Linked DNA regions of Homo sapiens: region 1 is linked to region 2. The links are chromatin contacts, found by Hi-C in ENCODE. All regions are on one chromosome and are shown on one strand. The core of a region is the stretch at or near the end of the contact, and the rest is flanking DNA. Distances in the headings are between cores, read along the strand shown. Region 1 holds the start of RALGAPB (Ral GTPase activating protein non-catalytic subunit beta). Region 2 holds the start of HM13 (histocompatibility minor 13).

What was found. A loop is a pair of places that touch in the nucleus more often than their neighbours do. Pooled maps may share reads with other maps.
Region 1: a loop to region 2 is called in a pooled map, with 27 times the contacts of the local background. The contact joins the promoter of RALGAPB here to the promoter of HM13 in region 2. A Hi-C loop is called at or near these places in 2 of 50 pooled maps.

Annotation. Positions count from the first base shown.
Region 1 is chr20:38,470,281-38,476,066 of GRCh38, reverse strand. It overlaps RALGAPB (Ral GTPase activating protein non-catalytic subunit beta), which reads right to left and starts at 3,224. Exons shown (of 30, transcript NM_020336.4): 1 at 2,998-3,224. RefSeq lists a silencer at 2,944-3,143 and an enhancer at 3,434-3,503.
Region 2 is chr20:31,510,038-31,516,201 of GRCh38, reverse strand. HM13 (histocompatibility minor 13) reads right to left here and starts at 1,760. Exons shown (of 13, transcript NM_178581.3): 1 at 1,468-1,760. The coding sequence starts at 1,650. It also overlaps the pseudogene CD24P3. RefSeq lists a silencer at 1,094-1,163.

The sequences.
Region 1 (5,786 bases), core at 1,975-4,474, 7.0 Mb before region 2:
GACACACAAGGACAAGTTTCTTGAGTATCTGAATTTAACATAAGTTGTCCCATCAGTTTCTATTAGTGCTAAGCCTAAAAACTGACCAAATAATACAAAACGGAACCAAGAAAATTTTTCTATAACAATCCTTATAAAGAATATTTTATGGGCTGGGGACGGTGGCTAATGCCTGTAATCCCAGCACTTTGGGAGGACTAGGCAGGCAGATCACTTAAGGTCAGCAGTTCGACATGAACCTGGCCAACATGGCGAAACCCCCTCTCAACTAAAAATACAAAAAAATTAGCCAGGTGTGGTGGTGGGTGCCTGTAGTCCCAGCTACTCAGGAGGCTGAGGCAGGAGAATCGTTTGAACCCAGGAGGCGGAGGTTGTAGTGAGCTGAGATTGCGCCACTACACTCCAGCCTGGGGGACAGAGCGAGACTGCATCTCAAAAAAAAAAAAAAGAAAAAAAAAATTTTATGAAATGTGTTTTTAATTCAGTCTACATACTTTGTCATGTTTAATTGCTATACAAAAAAAAATCTTTATTGTCCAAAAACCTCCTCATAATGACCTTCACACACATATTCACTAACTTTTGCAAATCCTTACATGGTTTTAAGACCAACCAAGAACAAATCCAATCTGAATTATTGGTCTGCCTTCCTTTAAACTTGTAAATATGGCAAATGGGGCAATGGCAGTTCAGGCATTCTGCAATAAATATGTGCTAAATTTGTCAATTCCTGTGACAACATGATTTTACTCTTCATTAAGTACTTAACGTCCTCTCTCCTGGTGAACAGGACCAAACATTACCAATGGCAATCCCATCTGCTTGTATTTACCAAATACCAACAAGGCAGTGGCATTTAGTGGATGACAACTAAACACTTTTTTGGACAATGAAGTAGGGAACACATGCAAAGGTCTAACAGTAATAAAAAGACTTTCCCTACAGACATGATTGCGTCCGATTGTGATAGAATCAGACATTAAAAATCAAACAATGTTGATTGCACATGGTTAGTTACAGAGTGCCTTGCAATTGGTAAGAACTCAATGTGTGTGTTCAACTGCTGGACAAATTGCTGAACATAACTAGAATACTCACTCCTAAGCAAAAAGAACAAAACTCTATAAGCTGGGAACTACCAAACATCTTTTACAAAAATGGAAATAGAGAAGAATCTGTTCGCAACATGATCTATCTATGACATAAAAGGACCCAAACATTCCACTGAGTAAAAGCTTTGTGAGTCTGTATGTCAAAGCACTGGAAGGAATACAGAGATGAAGAAAACATAGTCCCTGCCCTAAAGCTTCTCATAATCTAGAAGTAGGGATAGAACTACAACTCAGAAAAATAACTGATAAGTTTCACTACGATGTTCCTAAAGAGCAAATTGGAAGGACTCAAGGTGGGTAGGGGTCAGGGACAGAGGTATCTTGAAGGGAATGCTTAAAGCTAATGCAGCCAGAGACAGGAAGAAAAGGGTATGTAGGCCTGGCACAGTGGCTCGCATCTGTAATCCCACCACTATGGCAGACCATAGTGGGTGGACTGCTTCAGCCCAGGAGTTTGAGACCAGCCTGGGCAACATGGAGAAACCCCATCTCTACAAAAAAAATTCAAAAATTAGCCAAGCGTGGTAGTCCCAGCTACTTGAGAGGCTGAGGTGGGAGGACTGCTTGAGCTCAGGAGGCGGAAGTTGCAGTGAGCCAAGATCATGCCACTGCATTCCAGCCTGGGCAACAGAGCAAGACTCTGTCTAAAAAAAAGAAAGAAAGAAAAGAAAAGGGTGTGTATATGCATATAGGAGAGAGCAGAAGTGTGTGCGTTTGGGTGGGATGGCCAGAACGTTCAGAGGATGGTCTAGGCAGACTTCCAGCATATGTAAAAACGACCCAGAGGTTACAGACGCTACACCTATAAGTACTGTATATTTAGGAAAATTGCAAACGAGCAGTTTGCATAAGATGCATACATTTTAAATGTTCCAGATGACTCAGAATCCCTGCAGAGAATTCCATCCCTAACAGTCTTTCACAAGGTGTAGTGGTCAGTCAACCTAAAGATCTCTGCGGGTGGAACCTGCAAGTTTAACAAGCTCCCAGACAATTCTCCTGCACACTTAAGCTGGAGAAAGAGAGATGCTTTTTGAGATGCAGAATTATCAAATTACATGCGGTTCCCAAACTTTGCTGCAAGCTGGAATCACTTGGGCATCTTTAAAAAAAAAATATTGAAGTCTGGCTTTCAACTCCAGACATTCTGATTGTTTTGGTCTGGGATGCCACATGGGCATCAGAAACCTTTACAATTTCCCCCAGGTGATTCTACAGTGTAGCAAAGTTGGAGAGCCACTGCCCTAATTGTTAAGCACTTGGGTCGGATGCTCCGGTTCAAATTACTAGCTATGTGACCTTGGGTAATTAAGTCACCCAACCACCCAGGGACTCAGTTGCCTCGTCAGTAAAATGGGGACAACAATCCTACCTCACAGGGTTGCTGTGAAGTTAGACGTGGAGAACGTAATGGCCTGGCATGATGCCTGGCGGATAAGAAGCGCTTAATGGGGGTTAGCTGTTTACTCCCATCATCAACTCTCCCTCATCAAAGTGTCACTGTGCAATGGGCAGCATCGTCCCCACTGGGCGGCAGCAACTTGCCTAACCTTTCTGCTGGACCAAATTCTTTGCGGGAGTTGTCTAGCTCCGCTCCAGACCCGCCCCCTCCCCCAGGTTGCCAGGAGAGAGCTTCGCCTGGCCGGGGTAGCTCCCAAGGATTAGACCGGGTTTACACAGACTCGACAGCAGCCGCCCACTCCAGGGCCAAGCTTTCCCCGCCCCCGTGGGTCTCCCAAAAATTTGCAGATGAGCTTCCAAAGGCCGGGCCCCTGGAGCACCCAGAGCCGAGAAACAAGCCTCAGCCGTCCCTTGACCGCCAGGTGGGGAAGAGAGGGAAGGAGAGGGGAGGGTCCGGCCGCGGCGGGGCCGGCTGCCCGGTTACCTGAGGCGACGGGCGGGGCCCGCATCGCCGGGGCGGGCGCCGCCGCCGGCCGTCCTCGGCCTTCCGCCTCACGCGACCCGCGCCATAGGGCTGGCGCTTTCACCGCCCTGGCCGGCCGTCCTCAGGCGGTCCGTCAGTCCACCCGTCAGCGACTCTCCCAGGGCGCCAAGGGACGACGAAGGCCACTCGAGCCAGCCGGCTGGGATCTGCTCAGGCAACTTCCGACTGCCAGGGGCGGCGGCGTCAAATAACTCCCCAGCCAAGTGGGCCACTGCGCGTGCGCGGTGCGCCTAATCAGAGCTTTCTACGGGGCTGAACCGGTGGCGTCAAATAATTCCCGAGACACAGAGCCGGAAGCTGCGCCTGCGCAGCTATCCCAGATCGCCGCGCGGGACGCATTGCGTTCCTCCCATTCCGGATCAAGTGGAGAGGGAGGAGTGAAGTGACGGATGCACCTACCTCATCGCGGCACAGAGGAGGCGCTCTACCTGCGTCCTTAGGAATCTTACGGCATCCACTCTACCTGCTTTCGGTGCAGACGGATAAGGGGCTTCTCTGCAAGATTCTGGCTCCCACCTAGGTTCTAGGAATTTCTCCCATCCCACCATTACAGCACTCTTCCTCTGAAATGATGCCCTTTGCTCGCCGCCGTCTTATTACACGGGCACAGCATTAATTATGAACAGTGCTCTATTCCAGGCCCGGTGTGGGTTACAAAGGTGAATCGAACATAAGATTTAGAGCCTCTCATTAAAGAGCTGAATCTGATCGAGATAAGACAGTAGTAATAATACTAAGAGATACTACTTCGAGCACCTGCCATGCGCTAGACATTTTGTAAACAGTACCACTTTCAATAATTTGCTTTCACTTCAACGAAGAAAATAATACCATTGGAGAGGTACAGCTTAAGTGCTTTGAGAATCTAAAGGAGGAAACTTGGACTGAGAAAGAAGAGGAGGGAGGGATGGTGGAATTCTTCACGGAGGACCTGGCCTTGAGACTGACCTTGGGTATTGAGAGAGGGAGGAGGGGTCAGGGTGTTGAGTAGAGGTGAAGGCACGGTTGTCTGAAAAGCAGAAGGGAGCAAAGAAGATTCTGACTCCTCACCTCAGTTAGAAGAGACTATGGAGGAATGAGTGATAAGGGAACTAGTATCCTCACAGAAAGGGTAAAACTGAAGAGTGTTTCCTCAAGACCACACCTCACCCCCCAGAAAAATAGCTACAGGAAGGAAGAGGGAAAAGGAGGGTAAGAATGTGCTAGGACAGGAACGAGGCTATGTCCAGGACACTGGATCCAAGCAATACATTTCAATTAAACACAGTGTGACAAATTATGTAGTTGGCTAACTCAAGATCTATTTCAACCACTCCCTTGCCTTTCTATACTACAGGGGCTGAAAAGCAAAGCACACAACTCTCAACTTTCTTTGCTGCTAAGGGTGGCAGTGAGACAAAGTCCTGGCCACTGAGATGTAGGCAGAAGTATCAAAGGAGACCTTCCCTTCCTTCTTCCCTTGGAGAAGTTTGTGTCCTTCACTTTTCCCCTGCTTCATGCTTGGAACTGGGTAACACCTGGGAGCACAGCAGCCTAGAGGCCATGAGGAGGGCTGTGCTGAGGAAGGTGGAGCAGAAAGACAGGAGCCTGTTTGTTTAAGTCATACTCAAGCAGCTACACAAACCCTGTACTACCTTCCTGTCTTATCGGGATGAGGGATCTTATATATACCAGAGTTTGTTGAGTTTTATGTTACTTGCAACCAGATGCATTCTAACACAATTAATACTGAACCCCTGTAACAGACAAGGGAGGGGTGACTAACTGGAAGAACAACGGGTGATGGGAATTGGAAAAGTGACAGGCACAGAGGATGGGAAAGCTGTCCCAAAGCCCTTGGGGAGATGATGAAAATACAGCTATCACCCTTCTAGTGGTTTCAATTCATTCCTGAAATTCTGCTTCTAAGTGGAAAGCTGTTAAATTTTTCCCATTAATTAAAATGGGCAAAATTGTGTTCAATTCCAGCCTAAGGCACCTAAATATTTTTAACAGAAAAAATATATTGATGCAACAGAAAATTATACAAACAAATAATTTTGCTTAAAATATGGTTTTTACATAACATGTAAGGCAGTAAGACTTACTGCTCTGGACAGAAAGACAAGATTTAATATTAGGTGCAAGTTGGTGGAGGAGAGATGCAAGTGAGTGGTTCTCTAAATGATGGTTTGTTTTTTTAAGACACAGGGCCTCGCTATGTTGCCCAGGCTGGCTTCAAACTCCCAGGCCCAAGCGATCCACCTGCCTCAGCCTCCCAAGTAGCTGGAACTAAAGGCACACATCACTGTGCCTGGCATAAAAGATATGTTTTTTCTGCACTCTTTGCTAATTTTTTAAAACTTTTGAAGTCTTCACTTAAACAAACATAAAAATAAAACACACATACGCACATATACCTTGAGGGAAAATTAAAGACTAAACATTAGAACACTTTGAAACATTTGAGAAAAGCACACATGTACAATAAACTTAAGAGACACATGAGATGCTACACATAGTAAAACATTTTGGATCTCCAAACATAGTGCACAATTCAAATTTGTTCCACGGCATGATCTCTAACTAGAAACATCGACTAAACTGGGGAATGTCTTCATCTGAACTGTAATGTCAAAATATCATTGTGTATAGTGTGTTTGGAAAGGCACAGAATTGGAAAAAAGAGGAGCAGCGGTATAAGCTTTTGTGACAGACTTTTTTCCAAAGATCACTACACCAGTCTTTTT
Region 2 (6,164 bases), core at 511-3,010:
ATCTCAGAACTGCTCTCTACACTAAGTGTCTACCTGACAGGCATAGTAGAGAGGCTTAATATCACCTGAACTCAGCTTAGAAAAAGCCAAATAAAAAGGAAAATGGAGTCATGTTTGAGTCTCTCAGCCTAAGCCCCGCCTAACTACTTTCCTTTGCATCTGATCGCATACAGAGCCAGTAGTGAGTTCTCTGCTCCTGGGGAAGGAAGATGGCAGGCCTCAGCTACTGCTCAAGTTGGGTAGTGTTTTGAGAACCTCAGCTTCAGCAGTTTCAAAAGTGGCAGCTGCTTTGTGGGCCTGCCCTCTTTGGGCAAGACTTCCACTTAGGTCCATCCTCAGGTCTGGGTGGGGGAGGAGCATCGGGAAGGTGCAGATTAAGAGGTTGTGGAGGAAGGGAGAGGGTGCCAGGAAGTGAAAAGTCATTGGTACAACGGGCTAGAAAGGGCTTAATATAGGGAAGAAGTGGGGCAGGGAAGGGGGAGGGAGAAGCAGAAGGTGAAATGTGCTGGAGTCCTCCTAGTTATCCAATAGGACAGATGTTGAGGAAGGCCAGGGATGGAGTCTGGCCCAGTCTCACAAGAGGGGCCAACAGTGGCCCAGCAGACAGGCCCAGTTTGGTGGGGGGATTGTCTTGGGGGTATGGGGAGAAGGGCTACTTTGAGATAGGGTCAAAGGCTGGGTGGGAAAAGGGTTACAGGTTAGGAACAAGGTCTAGGTTTTGACTAGGCCATGTCCAAGGTTGGATGGTAGTTAAGAGAGGAAACCAGGAAAATAAGACGTCCATGCCTAGTTGGAAAGTAGAGGCACCAAGATGCCAGCTTCTGAGGAGCCAGCTGACTGGGATGGTTCCAGAAAGTGATGTGAAAAACTGGGCTCTAAGAGATCATTGTTTTTGAGGCAGGGGCAAGGGCCAGGTGTGGGGGATCTAGGTGAGCACATAAGGTGCCATAGATTCCAGTGAGACAGGAGTCAGAGTCTAGGGATGGGTCTGGATGGTAGAAAGGGCCCTGCGGTGGGCTGAGGCAGGGTTCCTAACAGGGAATGACACGAAATTGTACCATTCAGTAAGTTGTGAGGACCAGTATCCATCAGGTATACATGATGGGGCTGATCTGCCTGGGCCCAACAGGCTCAGAACAATCAGTGCCCGAGTCGCAGTGGGGGACGGGCTGACAGCGTTCCCAGCCGCGGCATGATGCACAGGGAGGGAAGTGTCAGGGTCCGGGTCGGGAGCAGAAGCAAGTTCCTATTGGGGAAGGTATCATACCCTGGTCGGGGGTCGGTGCCCAGATCCCGGGGTAGGAAATGCCAGCCCCGGAATGTGGGCCCGAGACAGAGGGAACGGTGGTGATCAGGGCTGGGAAGAGTCAGTGTCCGGGGAGAGGTGTCTGTCCCGCCTAGGAAGGGTCCATGTCGGCCGTGTTCGGTATGGGGGTGGAAAGTGCCCGGTTTTCCCGCTGACCCTACCTTGCCGCGGGCGCAGCGTACGGAGCGCAGGGCGCCGAAGAAGATGGGCAGCAGCGCCATGAGCAGGAGGCTGCCGTAGGCCAGCGCGATGCCCTCGGGCGTGGAAGGCGGCCGCGTAGTGCTGTTGGTGGGGCCGCCTGCCTCGGCACTGCCGTTATGCGGATCGCTGAGGGCCGAGTCCATGGCGAGGGTGCGTTCGGGATCCGACTCCAGCTCCGGTTGCTGCAGCAGGGACGCAGGCGGAGACACCGGCTCTGCAGGGAAAGCCACGTTCCCCTAAGGCAACAGGAAGTGACGTGCTCCCTCCCAAGCCCGCGCCGCGCACGCGCGCACACACGCTTGCACGCACGCGCGCGCGCGTGCACGTCTCCCCGCCCGCTCGCCCTCTAGCGGTGGCCGAGGGCCGGGCGGCGGGTTGCTAAGCAACTTGTTAGCGGTCCGGACAGGGGCTCTGGGCCACTGCGGTGGGCATGCGACCCGAATGCCCATTTCCCAGTCCCAGCCGGTCTCCTCAATCCCCTGCTGTCCACTCTCCGCAAATCCTCATATTCCGAATAACTAAGAATGTGTTTATTCATACATGCATTTATTGGGTATCCAATTGTTTATTCACTCCTTAAATATTTATTGAATGTCCCTCAATATGCCAACAACTGACCTAGGCTCTGGGGACACTGAGGTGAACAATACAGGCAAAAGTTCCTCCTTGCCTTCGTGAAGTTTGCATTTTAGTGCAGTGTGTGTGGGGGGACGTTGGGAAGACAATAAAGAAACTGAACAAAATAAAAGTCTGTAAAATGGGCTGGGCGCAGTGGCTCACGCCTGTAATCCCAGCACTCTAGGAGGCCGAGGCGGGTGGATCACCTGACGTCACGAGTTCGAGACCAGCCTGACCAATATGGTGAAACCCCGTCTGCACTAAAAATACAAACAATTAGCCGGGCGTGGTGGCACGCACCTGTAATCCCAGCTACTCGGGAGGCTGAGGCAGGAGAATCGCCTGAACCCGGGAGGCGGAGGTTGCAGTGAGCCAAGACTGAGCCATTGCACTCCAGCCTGGGCAACAAGAGCGAAACTCCGTCTGAAAAAAAAAAAAAAAAAAAAAAAAAAAAAGGCCAGGCGCGGTGGCTCACGCCTGTAATCCCAGCACTTTGGGAGGCCGAGGTGGGCAGATTGCGAGGTCAGGAGATCGAGACCATCCTGGCTAACACGGTGAAACCCCGTCTGTACTAAAAATATAAAAAATTAGCCGGGCGTGGTGGCGGGCGCCTACAATCCCAGCTACTTGGGAGGCTGAGGCAGGAGACTGGCTTGAACCTGGGAGGCGGAGGTTGCAGTGAGCCCACTGCACTCCAGCCTGGGCGACAGAGTGAGACTCTGTCTCAAAAAAAAAAAAAAAAAAAACAAGAAAAATTTGTAATTTGTAAAACGTTAATGTATAGTTATGTGTTACATAGCATGTTAATGCAGATAAATAGAGAAAAATAAAGCAAAAGAAAGTAAGGTGTGTGTGGAGTTTGCAAATGTATTGAGAGCCTACTATGTGCCAGGCAATTATAATACCTTACGAGTTCATGCCCCTGTACAATTTATAAAGCTTTGTGGCTCTTTTCAGAATTTGAAGAATCTGTTTATTTATGTGATTCTTATTTTTGATATTGTTAAAAAAGTTAAAAATATATATTTTCTTAGACATGGGGTTTTGCCATGTTGGCCAGGCTGGTCTCAAACTCCTAGGTTCAAGTGATCCTCCTGCCTCAGCCTCCTAAAGTGTTGGGATTACAGGTATGAGCCACTGCTTGCAGCCTACTGTGGCTATATTAGATACTGGAACATCTAAGCATCACTGTGTGACTGTGCAAACAAAAAACTTCAAGGAGGGCCTATTATTATTATTATTATTATTATTATTTTGAGACAGGGTCTCACTCTGTCACCCAGGCTGGAGTGCAGTGGCATGATCACAGCTCACTGCAGCCTCTACCTTCTGGGCTTGGGTGATTCTCCCACCTCAGCCTCCCCAGTAGCTGGGACCACAGGTGTGTGCCACCACGCCCGGCTAACTTTTTGTGTTTTTAGTAGAGATGGGGTTTCGGCATGTTGCCCAGGCTGGTCTCAAACTCCTGGGCTCAAGCAATCTGCCCACTTCGGCCTCCCAAAGTTCTGCAATTATAGGCATGAGCTGCCACCTCCCGCAAGAGTGCCTATTTTATTTTATTTTATTTATTTTTTATTTTTTTTTTTGAGATGGAGTCTTGCTATGTCACCCAGGCTGGAGTGCAGTGGCACGATTTCGGCTCACTGCAACCTCCAGCTTCCGGGTTCACGCCATTCTCCTGCCTCAGCCTCCCGAGTAGCTAGGACTACACGCACCCGCCACCACGCTCGGCTAATTTTTGGTATTTTTAGTAGAGTCAGGGTTTCACCGTGTTAGCCAGGATGGTCTCGATCTCCTGACCTCGTGATCCGCCCGCCTCGGCCTCCCAAAGTGCTGGGATTACAGGCATGAGCCACCGCGCCCGGCCAAGAGTGCCTATTTTAAAAAAGATTTCTATGTGTTGAGGCAGTTGTTTACTGCAGAATTAAGCCCACTTTAGGCTTACTACCAGCTTCTATCTAAAAATATTGACTGATAACCGAAAGTGTTCTAAAGGTGGTTATTCTGATCTATAGTTTTTTTGTTTGTTGTGAGACTGAGTTTTGCTCTTTTTGCTCAGGCTGGAGTGCAATGGCGCAATCTCGGCTCACCACAACCTCTGCCTCCCTGGTTCAAGCGATTCTCCTGCCTCAGCCTCCCGAGTAGCTGGGATTACAGGCATGCGTCACCACGCCCAGTTAATTTTGTATTTTCAGTAGAGATGGGGTTTCTCCATGTTGGTCAGGCTGGTCTCGAACGCCTGACCTCAGTGATCCACTCGCCTCGGCCTCCCAAAGTGCTAGGATTACAGGCGTGAACCACTGCGCCTAGCCTCTGATCTATAGTTTTTTAAAAAAGTATTTACAGAAAGTATAGAAGTTTTTGTGAATTTAATACAAGTTAGCCTCCAATTTTCTCTTCTCAAATGTTTGATTTATAGTTTTTGCTCCTTTACATATTTGCTTTTTTAATTTCAAGATTTGTAATTTTACCTTCAAAACAGTTCATTTTTAAAATTGTAAAGCATGTTTAACATACGCAGAAATAGGCTGGGTATGGTGGTTCACGCCTGTAATCCCAGCATGCTGGGAGGCCGAGGTGGGTGGATCGTGTGAGCCCAGGAGTTAGAGACCAGCCCGGGCAACATAGCAAGACCACATCTAAAAAATAAATAAATAAATAAAAAAAAGTCAGTATTTTGAAATTATTTGAGCTCAATGCAGTTCTACTCTTTGGAAGCAGATTAGCTAACTGAATCTGGTGCTCTTGTTGAATAGAAATAGGTGATGGGAAATGTCTATCATTTGACTTTATAAGGATAAGCAAGATTTACCATGATGCTTTGATTTGGGGGTGGATTCCAGTCCATCATTGCCCTGGCACATGTCAATTAGTACACACAAAATTCAATGTCAAATCCAGAGCCTCAGAGGAAAAAATTTATTCCCCAAGAGAACAATGATAACATAACAAAGTAAAATGTTATCTAGATTATATTGGTATTAAAATTATCTCTTATATAAAGTATATTGACTGTAACTATACATAGAAGATTCATAGTAACACCTGGAAGTTCCTTCTCATGTTATATATAAATTGAATTATGAAAGCTTTTTATATTACCTGTTTATGGCCTTATAGATTTAATGTACCAAATGAAAACTTCCCACTCTACCTCTAGATAAGATAAAATCTATATTTATTTTCAAGGTAGAGTTTTAAGTGGCCATATTTCTTAAGCCGTATTCAAAGGAAAATTTTATTTCAAGGCACATTTTCACTCTGTCACCCAGGCTGGAACACAATGGCATGATCACAGCTCACTGCAGCCTTGACCTCCTGGGCTCAAGCGACCCTCCCACTTCAGCCTCCCGAGTAGCTGGGACTATAGGCATATACCACCATGCCCAGCTAATTTTTCCATTTTTTATAGAGATGGGGTTTCACCATGTTGCCCAGGCTGGTCTTGAATTCCTGGGCTCAAGCGATCTGCTCACCTTGGCCTCCCAAAGTGCTGGGATTACAGGCATGACTACCATGCCTGGCCACTCAAGGAAATTGTGTCTTAACTAAGTTTGAATGCTGTTCCTCTTCATTTTGTATATGAAACTTCAGCTGATTTAATATTGACATTCATCATCTAGTCAAACCCTTCACATGTTCTTCAAACCAACCAAATTTGGGGTTCTTGACATTTTCTGTGTCAATAAAATTAGATGTGGATCTTATCTTTTTTTTTGAGATGGCGTTTTGTTCTGTCACCCAGGCTGGAGTGCAGTAGTGTGATCTTGGCTCACTGCAACCTCTGTGTCCCGGGCTCAAGCAATTTTCCTGCCTCAGCCTCCTGAGTAGCTGGGACAACAGGCACCCGCCATCACGCCCGGCTAATTTTTGTGTTTTTAGTAGAGATGGGGTTTCACCATGTTGGTCAGGCTGGTCTCAAACTCCTGACCTCGTGATCTGCCCGTCTCGGCCTTCCAAAGTGCTGGGATTACAGGCGTGAGCCACCACGCCCAACCAAGATGTGGATCTTATATTTTATTTTGAGATGGAGTCTCGT